2 separate regions of the Homo sapiens genome follow, and region 2 is linked to region 1. A link is a loop called in an ENCODE intact Hi-C map of the cell type or tissue named here. Cell type or tissue: Caco-2. All regions are shown on one strand. Each heading gives the region's core, and the rest is flanking DNA. Links, peaks and the distances in the headings are about the cores only.

The links. Hi-C counts contacts between places; a loop is a spot of excess contacts. Peaks named below come from ENCODE experiments on the same cell type or tissue, not always from the same donor. Only the 100,000 strongest peaks of a DNase experiment are listed, where the experiment ranks them.
Region 2: it touches region 1 in a loop (4-fold over the local background); 5 of 110 quality-filtered maps call a loop at or near these places.

The regions. Positions count from the first base shown.
Region 1 is chr11:131,243,087-131,251,420 of GRCh38, reverse strand. No RefSeq gene overlaps it. Among named protein-coding and RNA genes, the nearest start is that of NTM, 120 kb to the left of the region's middle. RefSeq lists an enhancer at 4,728-5,373. In Caco-2, for the core only: a CTCF peak has its summit at 4,645 (motif pointing left); a DNase peak (open chromatin) is centred at 4,610.
Region 2 is chr11:131,387,964-131,396,297 of GRCh38, reverse strand. The region is part of intron 1 of NTM (neurotrimin); the gene reads right to left. Among named protein-coding and RNA genes, the nearest start is that of NTM, 22 kb to the right of the region's middle. In Caco-2, for the core only: no CTCF peak of the experiment used is centred there; a DNase peak (open chromatin) is centred at 3,606.

The DNA.
Region 1 (8,334 bases), core at 111-8,110:
TGCATTTCTTCACCTCAATCTGCTCCTCATGCCCCAAATATCCATTTTCAAGGACGGCTGTTTTGGAGAAAAGAGGGAAATGTTAGGCTCTAAGAGAAACTGTATCAAATTTAATTCCAGATGCCACTATTCCTAAATAGTCACTGATTTGTCTCGGAGCACAGGGGCTCCCCTCTCCCCTGTCTTTGGGAATTGCCCTGAAGCCACAGGGCATGGTCTTGTCCTGTCCTCTATCCCCAGAGCACCTATCATTGTCAGACTACCTAGGCTCCTGGGGTGCCTAAATTCCATTCCTTTCCATGCAATTTCCAATAACTTTCAGGACAATAGCAACTTATTACTATGTAAAAGCATATAATTGTCCCAATCATGCCCATGTGGGGTTCAGCAGGTGCATGTTACCAAGCTTCCCCACCTTCCTCTGCTCACTGGAAGAGAAAAGACAATAGCCATGTGGAAGAATTCTCAGAACTGCAGTCACCATGGAGTACGGATCATGCCCTCCAGGGCCCTTGCTCTGGGGGCTTGACCCATTAGTAGGAGGTCCTGCAAGATGACGGGAACTGGGAGCGAGATGAATATGGACTTTTATCTTCCAAGCAAGATGGAGACGATGACATGGGATGGTTTGTGTGAAAGAAACAACCTTGGAGGAAGGAAATCTAGAAGCTCCCAAGGGTCACTGAGTGCTCAAGCACCTTGGGCTCTGTTGAAGATCTGGCAAAGACCTGGAATTCCAGTTTGGACTGTACTGCTTTAAATGTGACACAGCTCTCTGGTCCAGGTTTTTGTTTTATTATGCAGAAGGATTTAATTCCTTTTTGTCTCAATCCTCCACTGCAGACTGGGCTTTGGAGCCTAACCCAAAGGCCTATTAATTGCCTTTCCTAAACAAAAGAGTCATCTTCCCTGAGATAAAACCTCTACTCCCTTATAATGCACAAGTGGATGAAGTCATTTTTTAAAATAGCAATCTTTTGCCCTCAGCTTACACTTATTCTCTGTGTTCCTCTACAATTCACATAGAGCTCCCATATAATCTCCCCCGATAACCCTCACCCCAAAAATAGATTCTTATTATTCAGGTAGTAGCTGCTTAATAGTAAAAATATTTTAATCTCCACCAAAAGAAAGTAAAACAGGAAAATATTGCCACCTGGAATGCTGGATCAAAGCTGAATGACAGTTGTCTTCCCATGACTGGCTGTTAGACCTGGGGAGGGTGGGAGCAAGCAGGAGGCAGGAAGACTAGGTACCTGTGGGCTGGACACACAGGGTCACCTGGAGCCGGGCTCAAGTGCACTAGGAAATTGACTGTACCTGCCATTGTTAAGAACACAGAAAGTGGCAGGTCCTCTTGGCAGCTCTGCCAAGTCTTCTTATTCTCTCCAGCCTGATGTCCTGAACCTCCAGCCTGATCTCCTGAACCATGGTGGGTCCTTTATTTTCCTGACTTTATGGCTTAACTTGGCTGTGTTATGAACTGAATGTTTGTGTCTCCCTCAAAATTCATGTGTTGAATTATGACCTCCAGTGTGATGGAGGTGGGGCCTTTGGGAGGTGATTAGAGCATGAGGGTGGAGAACTTAGGAATAGGATTAGTCCCCTTATAAAAGAGACCCCAGAAAGCTCTCTGATCCTCTTTTGCCAGGTAAGGATGCTGTGAGAAGACGGATGTCTAAACCAAGAAGCAAGAAATGGACCCTCATCAGAACAGAGTCTGCTGGCCCCTTGATCTTGGACTTCCAGCCTTCAGAAGTGTGAGAGATAACTGTTAGTTGTTCATAAGCCACCCAGTTTATGGTACTTCGTTATGACAGCTTGCAATGACTGGCAGCTGCCTTCCCTTTTCCTCCCCTTACTTCATACTTAGCTTGACGAAGTTGGGTGTGGCAAATAATTTGGGAGTGGGGATTTTTATCTTGAACTTCCCTGACCCTCCAAGTCCCATTATGGTAACTGAGCAGAAGGCTACCCAGTCTCCTTTTTTGGAATATCTACTTTAAGATTTCATTTGTGAAGACTGAAAAGAGTGAGCTGCAGATTTCATTTTGCTGTTATTTTAGTAGTGAATCCTAAATATAAAAGGATTATTCTGAAACAAGTTTACATGAATTTTGTAAAGAAAAAAATACAACAGATCTATTGTCAAGAAAGATATAATTAAGTGATGCAAATGCAATTGACGAATTTGAAATTAATTAATTTGACCTGGCTTACAATAATACAAAGAGTTACAATGCCCCAAAAAATTCCGTTATGTTTTCTTCATAGTCACATGTAACTTTAAATGCTCTTCACAGAATGACAAGATAGAAAAATTGAAGTTATAGCAGAGATGCCAAGATGCAGTAGGTAGAAAATTCCAAAGTAAGTGGTCAGACAGTGTAGATTACACAAGGAAATTAATAAAAACTCTGTACAGTGCTACACTTTTCCTGCTTTCAGGACATAAAGGGTCAAGGGAGGATATGATGGGTTTTCCTTTACCAATAGCTATCACTGTGCTTTCAGACTCAGCCCCTGGGGGTAGTGGGTGGAGGAGCTTCCTTCTTTTCCCAAGAGAGGTTGTAAGGCTGAGTTTCTAGTGGTCAGTGTCAGGGCAAGTGGCCAGAACCTGACTCACAGGGAAAGGTGGAATAGGAAGGTGGCCCCAATTAGCCTGCACTCCCAGTTAATCTGAGTGAGCAATGCTTCCTACACTCAGGCATGGCCATGCCAGAGCAAGAGAGCTGGGCCTGACCTCCTTTGAGTCTTGCCCAAGAAGGCTCCCGCCAGAGTGTGAGAGAAATACAATGGCAAGGAGGATCCGTGGGACCTCATATTGTTGTTTTGCCATGAACATGCACCTTTCCTCAGCTGCCAGGGCCTGATTGCTCTACGGGGAAGGGAAGGACGCCCCTATTCCTGTGACCATCCTTCCTCCTAGGTTCCTCTGCCCAGCCCCATCAGAGGCTGTCTTCAAGTTCCAAGGGGGTTGGGAGGAAGGTTACTGTCACACTGGTGCAGGGTTGATTTAATGTTAAATTCAGTTCAGAATGGTGATGAAAATCCTAGACTGCATATTCTAATTTCCAAACTCAGATTGCATTTGTAACTTAAATAGAAGATCTGTTGCTTAAGAACTAATCTGGTATTGAACCAGCCAGCCACAGTACTGTCACAGAGATTGCCTACTGCCTGTGTTCATTCTGACTGGCCAGTGTGTATACCTGCTTAACAGTGAGCAAAAATGTCATGAGCCTGTCAGGATTTTCTTCACATACAGGTAGAGATTACAATACTATAAGGAAAAACCTTTTAAAATATTGAATAAAATGTGAGATTTCAAGCTTTTTAGACCAACTTAATGTACTTCAAACTTGTTTGCATGCTCTTTTGTATTTTTTTATCTGCTCTTTAATCTATGCTATCGGTGTCACCATTTGGATTTCAAGAAAATAATCCAATCAAGCATATGCTGAAATTGGGTAGGAATGAAAGACCACTAAGAGACAGGAGTAATTCAGGAGTTAATAATCATTTAAAACAGTTTTTCAAATTATCAATTATGATCCATTAATTAGCTATGAAATAAATCTAGTGAGCTATGGTTGAGTGTTTTTGTAAGTGAAATTGAATAGATGAAATAAAATAGGAAAAGACAGATTAGAATATAAAATGTCAGAGTACATCCTCCATCTTAAGATTAAATGTTATTCAGTGATTCTTTTGTTTGTTATGTGAGTATGTGAGTGTATAGTTCTGTGTGTGTTCTGAGCTGAAGCTATAAAATCTATTTCATACAGGGCTTCAGTCAAAAAAATGTTGAAAGCCTCTGAATTCCAGCATATACAAAATCCATAAAAAAAAGTCAGGAATCAAAAGCACAAAGGCAGCATGAGAAATAGCATAGAACAAGGAAAAGGGAATAATACACGTAGGGATCAGACAAGTTCCTGGTTTCTGCAGCCAGCCCATTTTCATTCTATTTTTCTAGAGTAGAAGGTAGTGCACTCACCCAGAGCTCCTTAAAAGGCATCTTACTCATTTCACCTTTGTCAACAGAAGGAAGAAGGAAAGGAGAAAGAAAGCGAAGGATAAAGACAAAAGAGAAGGAAGAAAGAAAAAAATTAAAAAGCAAGCATGTTAGTGAAGACAGGTGGGGAAACTGTCACCCCCATCCCCCTTTTAAAACAATCTCCACCTACTCAGGATCTGGAGGACGTGTGCCTATAAATGACCACTTTCAAATGAAGGAAGTTCCAAGTTACAATTAATGAACAGTACAAACCACTTTGCAGTGTTGTCACACATGACATATAAAAGGTTGTGATACTAACAAAGTGATCGCACTATGTGGAATGCCCTGGTAATTAACCTTATACGCTGTTTTATTGAACACTCCTCTTGTGCTGATCGAGGAAAACTGACATGTGTCGATAGAGTTTGCAGGAATATTTCACTACACGTGGCATCTTCCCAGGGTTTATATTGACTGGAGAAGACACTATCATGCAGGATGAGCTACACTCGGGGCCGCCACTTTGTGCCGACTTTAGGTGGCACCTTCCCAGTGTACGCGACGGGAACGGCACTCCCTGGAGTCCTGAAACGCAGTGGCCCTGACTACGCACAGCTGGGGCTCCAGGGCTTCTGCTACAGTGCCCCCTGACGGCCAGAACCCCATCTGCATCTGGGCATTGAGTGTTAGGTATTGATTTTTGCCACTACAGGTGGTCCCAGCTTAATCTTCGTGTGCTCCCACCATGGCCTTCTCCTGGGCTGCTGAGGTCTCTTGACTTCCAGGTAGCGAGTATGGCCTCATTTTTATAGTATCCCTAAGTCATCTGGTGGGGCTGATTCCAAGAAAATCTTTTTTTTTTTTTTTTTCAGTACGCTGCCAACAAAAGCCTCATCCTATCTCCTCCCTCAAGTGTACTTTTTCAAGGGCTGGGGAAGCCTGCAGAGCATCTGCAGTCAAACCCTTTCTAGCGCACCCAGCTGTCATTGACCTTCCTCTCAGCACTTAGGTTTTTGCACCACCTAATTGAGCTCTCATTAACTGCTATCTGTGCTGCTCACTGTAGTCTCGTGTATTCCTGTTAGTCTTGGCTCCTTAGAGTGTGAATTCCACAGTCTTTGGTATCCTTTACAGCAGCCAGCCCCCTGCAGTGCCTGAAAGTACTAGCCACACTTAGAGGTCAGTTGCAAGAAATTAGTTCTTTGAGCATCCTCCTCTTTATGTGTGAAAAGTGCTTTGAGGACCAATGGAACCCTTTTGGAGAACTTATGAATGCTTTGATCATGGTTTCTGAAAACATGAAACAGACAAAATAAAAATAAAAACAAAATATATATGTGCTTTGCACACATCGGTTTTCTTAACACTCACCATAACCCTATTTGATAGGTATTTTTTCACCACAGTTTAACTGAAAAAGAAATGGAAAACCAAAGAGGTTAATTTCTCCAAAGTTGTAAATCTAGCAAATAGCAGAGCCTGGACCCCAAGTCTGTATTCTTCAAGAAAATAGTCTCTCGTGTAGGTTATCCCTGTCTTAAACTTTAAATAACTCAGATAGATTAAAAAATGCTTCACCTCTGCCAAGGAGTCATTCCAGTCCTCAGGAAGCCTGAGGGCATTCCTTCTAGGGAACTATTAGCTAGTTATCCAGGAGCTAAAGGGCTTCGGGCTGTGTCCCATGGCCTCACAGTGGGCACTGGTCTTTCATAAGAAAATCACCTACAACTATCAAGATGCCAGAGAGGCAATGGAAAAAGACATGATTCAAGTGAGTCACAAAATCTGGAGGAAAATAACAAAGAAATCCAGATTCAAAAGATTTAAACAAACAAATGAAGATACAATAGTAAGGCGAAGTAATTGAAGAAATACACAAAGCAGGTCAGAATATACGGACAGCTTTCTACAGACCTGATATTCTTTTAGAATATCAGCACTTAGGTTCATTGCTATGGGCTCATTGCTACAGGAAACAGAACTCAAGGATTACATGGCCAGAAGGTTAAGTACTGCCAAACCCAAGTGAAGCTACAATAATGATTTTAAAATTGTATTGAGCACATATTATGCTCAGCACTGCATTCAACTTTTAATTTATGTATATTGCCTAAACTAATGAAAACCTGGTGAGGTTGATTGCATCAACAAATGGTCATTGGTCTTCTAGCCAATAGGAGTAGAGCAGTGAACAAAAGAGACAGCACTCTCTTTCCTGTTGGAGTTTACATCCTCATAGGAATGCATTATTAGAAGTAGGATTATTCCTATATGACAGATAAGTAACCCAAGGCTTACAAGGGTTAAGCAACTTGTCCGAATCACACAGCTACTTGATTGCAGAAGCCTCAGATTTAAATCCAAATCTGTCTGACTCCAAAGCCCAGATCGAGGCCCACCCTCCAATGCCTGCAGCTGCATTTGGAGTACATTGCCAGTTTAGCCACCTATAAGATCCCATTGTTAATTATCTTACTTACTGGAGCATTATACACACAGTCTTTATTGTCCATTCTGGCCCTTGATCATATTGTCATTTACTATTTTCTAAAAGTTTCATGGATGTAAGACTCGCTTGCCCACCTAAATTGAAAATTCCTAGAAGGTTGGACAAGATAATATATTTTGTAGTATTTCCCAGAGGACCTAGAATCTTACAGGGCTGGGCAGATGCATTTCACACAGGTTTTAAGCACCTGTTAATCTGCCAGGGCATAGTATTCAGCACCATGGAGAATTTTTTTAAAAATCAAATAAAATATTGTCCTTGCCATCCACAGTCTTATAACTTAGTGGACATGTCATTAAAAACTGACTGATGGAATTGTAGTTTCAACAAATCCTGTTTTTGAGAATTCATGAAGGACTGGATAAGGTTTCCAAACACAAGAAACAAATAAATGCAATGTATGTTTTAAAAAGGCAGGAAGGCGACTTGGAAAGTTAGAGATTGATAACAAAACCTGATTTTCCTATGAGAAAGACTCTCAGGGCAAATCAAAAGAGAATCAATTGGGAGACAGACAAACCGCAGAGTGCTGGGAAATACCAGTGTGGCTTTGAAAGAAGCACATTGTGTCTGACCCACCCAGGTTACTCCTGTCTCAAAGAGGAAGATGATTCTTGTAGAAGTGATGACACAATAAACATATTAGAGCTCAAGAACAGGAAGGTTGTTGATTCTGCCTATGTGACATCCTCATAAATAAGCTAACCAAATATAGCCTAGGAGACTGCCCTAGAAGGTGGGTGCACTCAGATGATTGTGATAACCAGCCAGCTGTCGGCCCAAGAAGACAAGAAAGAGGCACTGGGGAGGAATGTGTCCTGAGTCCTGAAGCATGTACAACTTCCATTGATGACGTTGGTGACAGGAGCAAGGAAGGGCTTATTAAGTCATGGGTGGCACTGGAAGTGGCATGCAGGCAGCTTCCTGTTGAACTGGACTGGAATTCTCTATGGCTGAGGCAGGTTATTAAAGAAATAGTTGAAAATGGGAACAGGTTAAATTTTAATAAAGAAAGCACGTAGGGAAAATTTAACTTCTGATCCTTCTCTTTCTCTCTCGATTTTACTCCTGGGAGCCAAGTGCGAAGGAAGCCTTCACTTGAAGCCAGGGACTCAGATGTGCAAGGGTTGCCTGGCTTTCAATTGGGAGTTGCTGTACTGGGACCTTGGTTTTCTCATCTGTGCAATGGGGTAACAGCTGGCCTGCTGCACAACCATCACCATGTGTGGATTAGCTCATTACTGATCATTCGGGACCCTAAAAATGCAAAGTGTTGCATAAATGCTAAGTATTATTATGCTTCACATAAAGGGCAAAGATTTTGACTTGGAAAGAAAATGGGAGGAAAAATTACAGAAGACAGAACAAGAATACACAGGAGAGAAGCTATTAGCCAGTTTAGGGCGTACAACTGCAAGGGCTTGATAATCATAAAACATCTGTGGTCATTTCCACTCACCTCTAGTTGCCGTGAGGGAGAAAGCAGTCTGTTTTCTTTAAGCAAAGAATAAGGAAAAGCAATAAAGTGAGCATCTGCCCTTGACAAGGTCAAGGAAATCTCTCAAATGTCATGCAATTTAGGATGTTCTAAATGAAGAAATTACTTAATCAACCTGGGGGACTGTAGCTATTACATAAACCAACGTAAACAAGCCTCCAAAATCCAGCAACTAAGGATGCTTTGGCTCCACAGCAGACAGCTTGAAATTGACAAGTTTCCTAGGCTGCCCTTGAAACTCAATTTTCTGACACTCAGTTCATCCCAAATTAATGGAGACCCCGTTCAACACCCAAAGCTGCCCTTTTGCGTTGCCCTCAAGAG
Region 2 (8,334 bases), core at 138-8,137, 140 kb before region 1:
TCAATGCCAGTTAATATTTTATAGATTTAACCCTTATCCTTGGAAATGACAGATATGGACCCCGTTTTGTAGGTGAGGAAGGAGGTTGAATGTTTTGCCCAGTCTCATTGCCCATCAGTAGCAAAAATGAAGCAAGTGGTCAGCTCTCTTGATAGAAAGAAAGATAATTCTTTACCTGACTGCTTTTTACCTGCTTTTCTGGAGCCTGCCCTTGAGTGCTGGGACATTGCATGAACAGTTCTAGACCCTGCTCACCTCCAGAACCCTTTCTGCCCCCTCACCTCTAGGAGCTGCACTGCCACGTCAGGACCCTGGGTCTTAGTGGGTAAGCCAAGAACTTCTCACAGGTTGTTGCTTGAGCCTTGGGAGGCCAAAGGTATTCAAATATCTTTATTTGCCCAGAACTTTAAGCCACTGGGTGTTTTTTAGAAGATAAATCTAGACAACCAAAGAATAAACTGGGTTGACATCTGGTAGCAGGGACAGGGGTCAGAGGAGAAAAAGAACAGAGGAAATCAGCCAGACTTCATCAACCCCACCACGCCATTCCCAGGCAGGCAGCATGGAGACACCAGCCACTTCTCCCTTCACAGTTTTAACTAAAAGGAGCATTACAGAGGTGAATTAACATTTAAAAGGAATGTAAAAACTCAGAGCGGTTCTAATGATGATTAATGGAGAGCTATAAGGGGGCCATGACCTGTTAGTGTCATTAAATGGATTGGCAGGTTTCTGAGCATTAATTATAAATAGCCACAGGAGTTCTCCTGCTTAATGGAATGATGATAAATCCAAGTCTCAGAAAGAGAAGAAGAAAGGAAAGAAAAAAGAGAGAAAAAAGTTTGCACATGAGTGTCTGCCTGGGTGTTGTGGGGAGCAAGACAGAGTGTGAGAGCAGAGGGAATGAGATAAATGATAAATTAGACCCTGCCAGTCAATCACATTTTCTAAATGTTTTATGTCTCAAAAGCTATAAAAGCAATATTCCTCTCTGCCCTTATTGGAACCATTTCTGTTCAGCAATCATATCAGTTTCCTTGGGGACTTCAACTGAAATGTGCTTTGCCTTTTCTTTTTATATCTACTCTCCAGCCTGTGACCAAGGAAGGGTCAGAGTCCACACACAAATGGGCAGGACAGAGACCCAGTGACCAGGAGAGGCTGAGAGCAGGACTGAGAGGTGCTGGCAGGGGTCATGTGAAGGCAGCCTGGCTCCCACTGCCACCTTGGCCAAGTAAACAACAGCAGAGGGGCTTTTAGTTCCCATCCCTAAGTAGTCTCAGAGAAAGGTCCCGTACCTAACACCCCAGCTGTTAGGCTCACCAAAAGTGTTGCTGACTGGATAGACTGCAAGCACCATGAGGGCAAGGATTGATTTCTGTTTCACCTGCTTTATTTACTGTTTCATTCCCAGAACCTAGAACAGTGCCTTAGTGCACCATTGACACCCCGCAAATATTTGTTGAAGGAAGGAGTGAATTGACCAACTTATCCATGATTAAGTATGCACACAGGCCTGATTTCCAAAGCTGAGCTCGACGCTGAGATGCCTGAGTTCTGCAGGGCCTCTCAGTAGATGGATGTTCAGATAATGAGGACACCCCTTTAGAAAAGGGCTCTTCTTCTTAGATAGCCTTCGTTGGTCCTGAAGTGAAAGGATGCCAGCTTTTCTCCTAGCCTGATCTTTGAAAATGCACTCAGAGCTGCTGCATTCTGGGGCTGGAAGGTTCGTTCAGATAAGAATCCAGAGAGGTGAAGGCATGGCTCCAAAGTCACTCAACAACTAGCATTAGTAGAAGGGCCGACACTGAGTCCCTACTCAGTCTTCTCTCCATAGAGCACCCAGCCTCTCTCCTTCTCGCTCTGACTTCTCAAAAGGTGGACCAAGCAATCTCAGCCAGTGAGGGGGCCTAGACAGGCAAAAGGCTGGGGGGCAGGGGTGGGGAATCTCCCTGGGAGGCCCTCCACAGGTGACCAGACTCTTCTGGGTCTTGGCATTACCTATGGGGAAGAAGAGATGAAGAACGAGAGTGGAGTAGAGAGAGAAATGAGGGAAGCCAGGGGAAAAAGAAAGAAAGAAGCTTCAAGCTGGGACTGGGAATCATGGACACTTCTGGACGATGTTGTATTTTTGTGTGTGTCATTCCTTTTCAAGGCTTTCCCCTGCAAGTCATTATTTCAGCTGATTGGAAAATCGTGTTGAAAGACCTGCTTCTCCGGTACAATTTTCTTCATATCCTATTAGTTGCAATACAATTACAGAGAATACATCAATTCCTGGCCTGCCTGCTGTTGCTGCCAGAGCCGCCTATTAAAAAGCGGCCTTATTAATGGAATTGTACATCTAGGATTAATCGGCTTGCATTGGCCATTTACATTTCTCATTCCACAAGCACTTTTGTTTGCTTAATAGGCTGAAGGAGGTAGGAAATGACACAACAAAAGCCTCTCCCAATTGCACGTATCACTGGTGGATTTAATATCCCCTTCCTTCTTTCATCCTCAAGTGCTTCACAGGGATAAGATCTGGCACATGCCACTAGAGAAAAGTGAAGCTGCAGCTAGGCAGCGATTGGTGGGGAAAGAGGGAAGGAAGGAGGGGCGGAGAGAGAGAGGCATGGGCCAAAGGTAGGTCTTTGCGCTGTTGGGAAGAAGTACAGGCCCTCCCTCTCTGTTCACCCTGGGAGGTGGTGGTGGGGGCAGTAGGAGGAGGGCACGGGGCCAGGAAAGAAGCACCCAGGATGGGCACAGGGAAGGATGGGCGGTTGCTGCTGCCCTGCACTAATGGAATGGGCGTGATCTCCCTTTTGCTTCGTGTGGCTTCTGCAAGTCATCTTTATCCAGGCCTAGGTGGCAATCCTGGTGGGACCCTCCTCCCCTTACCTGCCATCTGTCCATTCCTCCATCACTTCCCATTTGTGGTTTAGGATTAGTAAATTCCAAGTCTCTCTACTACTATGTCAAGAAGAGCACAATTTGACATGAAGGAGCCCATGTGTGGGGAGGTGGGTGAGATCACACAGGCCCATGGGGCTTTCTTTTGGCAAGGACTGGCATCCCAGTCTGGGGATCCACTTCAGAGTTTTGGGAAGGACAATTGAGAGCAGGGTCCGTGAGGTCCCTGGGCTCAGGGAGATGGGCTAACAGGTGGCTGCAGCAGCAGTCTGCTTACGAGAGGGCGTTCCAGACAGAGAGAGCCCGTCTGAATAAGCCCAGCATGTGATTATTAATCCCTGACGGCAGGGGAGTGGTGTGGAAAGTAGGGTAGAAGGGAGATGAGGATGCCCTAGGCCTTCCCTCATCCACAGGAACTCTCTGGAGTGTGTGGGCACAATACACTTAACCCTTCACTTACCTCTACATTAAAGCAGGTGAAGCCCAATCCACCCCATATTGCCCTGCAGGGAGTTACCTGGGATATCAGAGATGCACAGGCACTCCAGGGAAAAGCCAGTCAAAAATAATAGACCTTGGTTCTCTTAATCAAATTCTGATCTCAAGAGAAAGCAACCTTCCAGACTTTCAGAGCAGGCTGAGGCTTGGGAGGAGGAGTGCATGTAGATTCTGCCACTGGGTGGAGCTTCTTCATTAAAGGAACAGGCAACAGGCGTCCAGACTGGGGAGAGCAGGGAAAGTGCTTCCTCTCCTCAGGCAGGTGCCCATCAACTCCTCCTGCCCTCTCTTCAACCTGCTCCAGGAGGCGAAGCTTATAAAACACATCCTTCTCAAGGCGAGGCTTTATTGAATTTGCTCTTCTCTCTCCCCTACCCTCACCCATGAGCCAGGGAGGTCTGTGCAGGTCTGAAATGATAGACAGCTAAGGCCTATGAAGCCCAACCCCATCCCTTCAGGGGCTCTGTGGTTGCACAGAGGACTCCCATCCCTTCAGGGGCTCTATGGTTGCACACAGGACTCCCATCCCTTCAGGGGCTCTGTGGTTGCACACAGGACTCCCATCCCTTCAGGGGCTCTGTGGTTGCACACAGGACTACCATCCCTTCAGGGGCTCTGTGGTTGCACACAGGACTCCCATCCCTTCAGGGGCTCTGTGGTTGCACACAGGACTCCCATCCCTGGGATGATATCACCGCGGCAGCAGAGTCAATGCGTATTGAAACACTGTAATATAGTATGACTTTTTGCTTTAATGGAATTTTCCTAGACCACTAGGAAAAAAGACTCCATTAACCAAACTACAAAGGCCTCTACTTATTAGTATTTTAGAGCAGTGGCAAAACATTTCTTGAATCTAATTATCGCTGACAAATATGAAAATTGAAATCAAAGTTAAATTTTCAGCTACAGTGCCTCATATGCCAGCCTTCTCTGACTTCAACTATTGCATCAACACATTTATTCTTCCAATAGTTTCAGCAGAAGATTGGTTATTTTCCCTCTCCCTTAATACAGCCTTCTTTCCTCCTCCACTCCCCGCTACTCCCTCCCTGGCTTGGACCCTATATATTTTGAAGCATTAAATCTGACATATTCATCTTGGTGGCTGGCACTAGGTAACTAACTTTATGTTTACCTGTCACGGGTGTAGAAATGAGCCGCACAGGGTGCTGGGAGCCTGTTTCTGTCTCCCGACCCTCTCCTCCCGCACCCAATCCTAGCCTTCTTCTTTTCTTTTCTTTTTTTTTTTTTTTTTTTCCCAGATAAAAGTCATTTGACTGATTTCAAATTCCTGGTGATATCAGGACAGAAAAAAAAAAAAAAAAAGACTTGTCAACACCTTTCTTTCTTTTCCCCTATTAAACATACTGTAAAAATCAATCCCTTTTGTCACTTCGCTCTGCTTGCGAGAATGTTTAATGGATGTCAAGGGAGCTAATGATCGCTGGTAGAAAATTCATTTTAGATTTGCTATTTATAAAGTACTCAGTACTCAGGTGGGAAATTAACATGAGGCAAGGAGTGGGGCGGGGAGGGCCAAGCTTGGCAGTGGAGAGCTGGGGCCCTGCCAGGCTGGTAGTTGCTTTGTGTAGGTGGCACCCAAAGCATGTGGGGACAGAGAAGTATGTGGCGGAGAGGCTGCGTGAGAATGAATAAGGGTACAGACTCAGGAAACATAGAGACCTGGGCAAGTTGGCCTTTCTGAACTCAAATATTCTCAGCACTAAAATGCTATCTACAACCCCTACCTCACAAGGTTCAGGGAAAGATTAAATAAAATATCACACATAAAACATTTAGCAGTGCCTGGCACATGGTAGTAGCACACGTGTAGTAAGTGTGCCTTTCCCCGCAGCCCCGTGTGGTTAGGAAGATCAGGACAGATGGGTCAGCACAGAATTGCTCCAGGACCTCACCTGGGACTGGGCGTAGTAGTTCACACACAAGCCCACATACGAACCCTGAGTGAGCACCTCCTGGTACCTCTGGCCAGGTAACCAGGTCTGCTGGTGGTTCTCAAACTGAAGTATGCAACAAAATCATGCAGAGGGCTTCTTGATCCACAGATGGCTGGGCCTCCTCTCAGAGGTCCAGAGTCAGAGGGCTCTCTGGGGGTGGGGCTTGAGAATTCATATTGCTAACAAGTGCCAGGGGACCCTGATGCTGCCAGCCAGGGACCACACTTTGAGAACCATGGAGATACACATGCAAACTGAAGTGTCTCCCTGAAATGCTGATGGTTACCACTGTTTCCCAGGCCTGCACCACTTTCTTCTTTCTAGCCCATCGAGTTGGAGCAAGTCCTTCTCCACCCCGACCTCAATCCTGTGTAGGACTCAGGATTTTGAAGTAAATCACTGAATGCTAATTAATTCCTCCCAAATTTTACATCACTGGTCAAGTGTAGGGGCCAAGTGCTCAGGTTATTTTTCTGGTTTGCTTCAATGTGTAGCCAAGACTCAGTTTCCCCTTCCTCTGTGCAGCTTGTTCCTCCATTGCTGATAGTCTGTTCCCTCCAAATCTCATATTGAAACGTGATTTCCAGTATTGGAGGTGAGGCCTGGTGGGAGGTGTTCGGGTCGTGGGGGCAGATCCCTCATGAATGGCTTGGTCCCCTCCTCAAAGTAATGGATTCTCATTCACTCGAAAGTTGGTTGTTTAAAAGACCGTGGCACCTCCCTCTCCTCTCTTTCTTACTCCCTCTTTTACCATGTGACATGAAAGCGCCCCTTCTCTTTGGCCATGACTAAAAGCTTCCTGAGGCCTCACCCAAAACTGAGCAGGTGCTTGTGCCACACTAATACAGCCTGCAGAACCATGAGCCAAATAAACCTCTTTTCTTTGTACATTGCCCAGTCTCAGGTATTCCTTCATAGCAATGCAAATGGACCAACACAAGCACCCAGAGAGATCAACCTTCTGCCCCTCTCCCAGTTCTCTCTGTTGCATCTGGAACTCCAAACCAGTGGCCTCATCCACCCCTCACCCTTCTGGTCTCCTTTCCCCGGGCTTCCCTTGGATGCTTTGCTGTTATATTTGGATTAACTGCAAATCTCCTTTGATTACTCACTCTCTGTTGAAACAGACAACCTGTTGCCACGTGTTTGATTACTGAATCCCAGGGGAGTTCCTATTTGTAACGCAGCCAGTTACAGCACACCCAGCCTTACACACACAGTCTCTGGGTTGCTATTTCATTGTCTAAGAAGTTGTTTTCAGTTTCTAATTTTTCAATAATAAGCTTCTCACGAAGCCCTTAAGCTGTGAAAATAAGCCGAAAACTGCTTTTCCAGTCATTTACATCAACACAAGCTGATCAGGAGGAGGAAAAAATAGGAAATAGTTTTACACGTTCTTCCCGAGGCTCTAGAAGCCTGGGTGGATTGCCCATCCAGTCTGCAGGTCTAGAGAAGCACAGCGGGAAGTAGGGCGGCTCACGGCACACCTGCCACCAAGGCGAATGATAAATCCTGAAATTTCTTCTGCCGCCCGCCAGGCTGCCGCTTTGCCGAGGCTGGGCAGATATTCTGGGCACCGGCAAATTGTTCTGTCAGCAAGCCGCTCCCCCAGCTCCATCTCATTAGGAAGCTTGTCATTCACTGCCCAGCCACAGCATCAAGGTCCCACCCTCTGAGGTGGCATCCTGTCACCTGGGGCAGGTAAGGGGTGGCTGCAGGGAACCTGCCCAGGAGCCAGGCCCGAGGCAGGGAGCTCAACCTCCTAGAGCGTTGCTGCTCATCTCACTCAGGGTCATGTGAATCAGGGCCTGGCCCATAATAGGTGCTCAGTTACTTGACTAGAGGGAGGACTTGCTGGCATATAGGCTACTTTCAACCACCATCTTTCTTTTTCCTTTTCTTTTCTTTTCTTTTCTTTTTTTTTTTTTTTTGTGATGAAGTCTTGCTCTTGTCGCCCAGGCTGGAGTGCATTGGCATGATCTTGTCTCACTGCAACCTCTGCCTGCCATGTTCCAGCAATTCTCCTGCCTCAGCCTCCCAATTAGCTGGGATTACAGGCACGTGCCACCATACCTGGATAATTTTTATATTTTTAGTAGAGATGAGGTTTCACCATGTTGGCCAGGCTGGTCTCAAACTCCTGACCTCAAGTGATTCGCCCGCCTCGACCTCCCGAAGTGCTGGGATTACAGGCAGGAGCCACCACTCCAGGCCAACCACCATCTTTCTCCCTATATTCTCTTCCTTGCTTTCTCTTTCCCCAAATACAGATCTTAAAATAATACAATGAGCCAGAAAGAGCAGCATTCTTTTTCTTCCCTGCCAACTCATACACATTCCTATTAAAATGTAAATAAATAGGCCATTAAAACCCACTTCTACCTTTTAGACACTGATTCTGATCAGGCTATTTCCACTAAGTACCTAATACTTACGGGCAAAAGGTAGGATATCCTGCCTGCTAAAAACAAGAAAAAGATGCCCAATTAAATTTGAATTGCAAAAAAAAAAAAAAAAAACCCAAAACCCAAATGTCTTTTAGTATTAGTATGTGCTCTGCATAATAAAAATCATTTGTTGATCAGGAATTTAAATATATCTGGTGTCCTGGATTTTTATTTGCTAAATCTGGCAGCCCTAGCCAAAGGGAATCTATATGTACTTACATAGATAAGTGAATGTACATATTTATACGGCTTACACACCACCAAGCCTCCTCTGTCCCGGTGGCTTAAAGGATTTTTTTCTAAGGTGAGAGTATTCGAGAGACACTGAGGCCCCTCCCAGGAGGCAGGGTCCATGCTGCTGCTTCCTTTTCCACATGTCCAGCCCTGGGAGTGGCCCTTCCAGAAAGAGCTCCCAACATTCAGTCTTCACACTCCTTTAAATCAATGGTTCTCAAATTTTAGGATGAATATCCTGAAGGGCTTCTTGACACACAGATTGCTGGGGTCTGGCCCCATACTTTCTGATTTGGAGA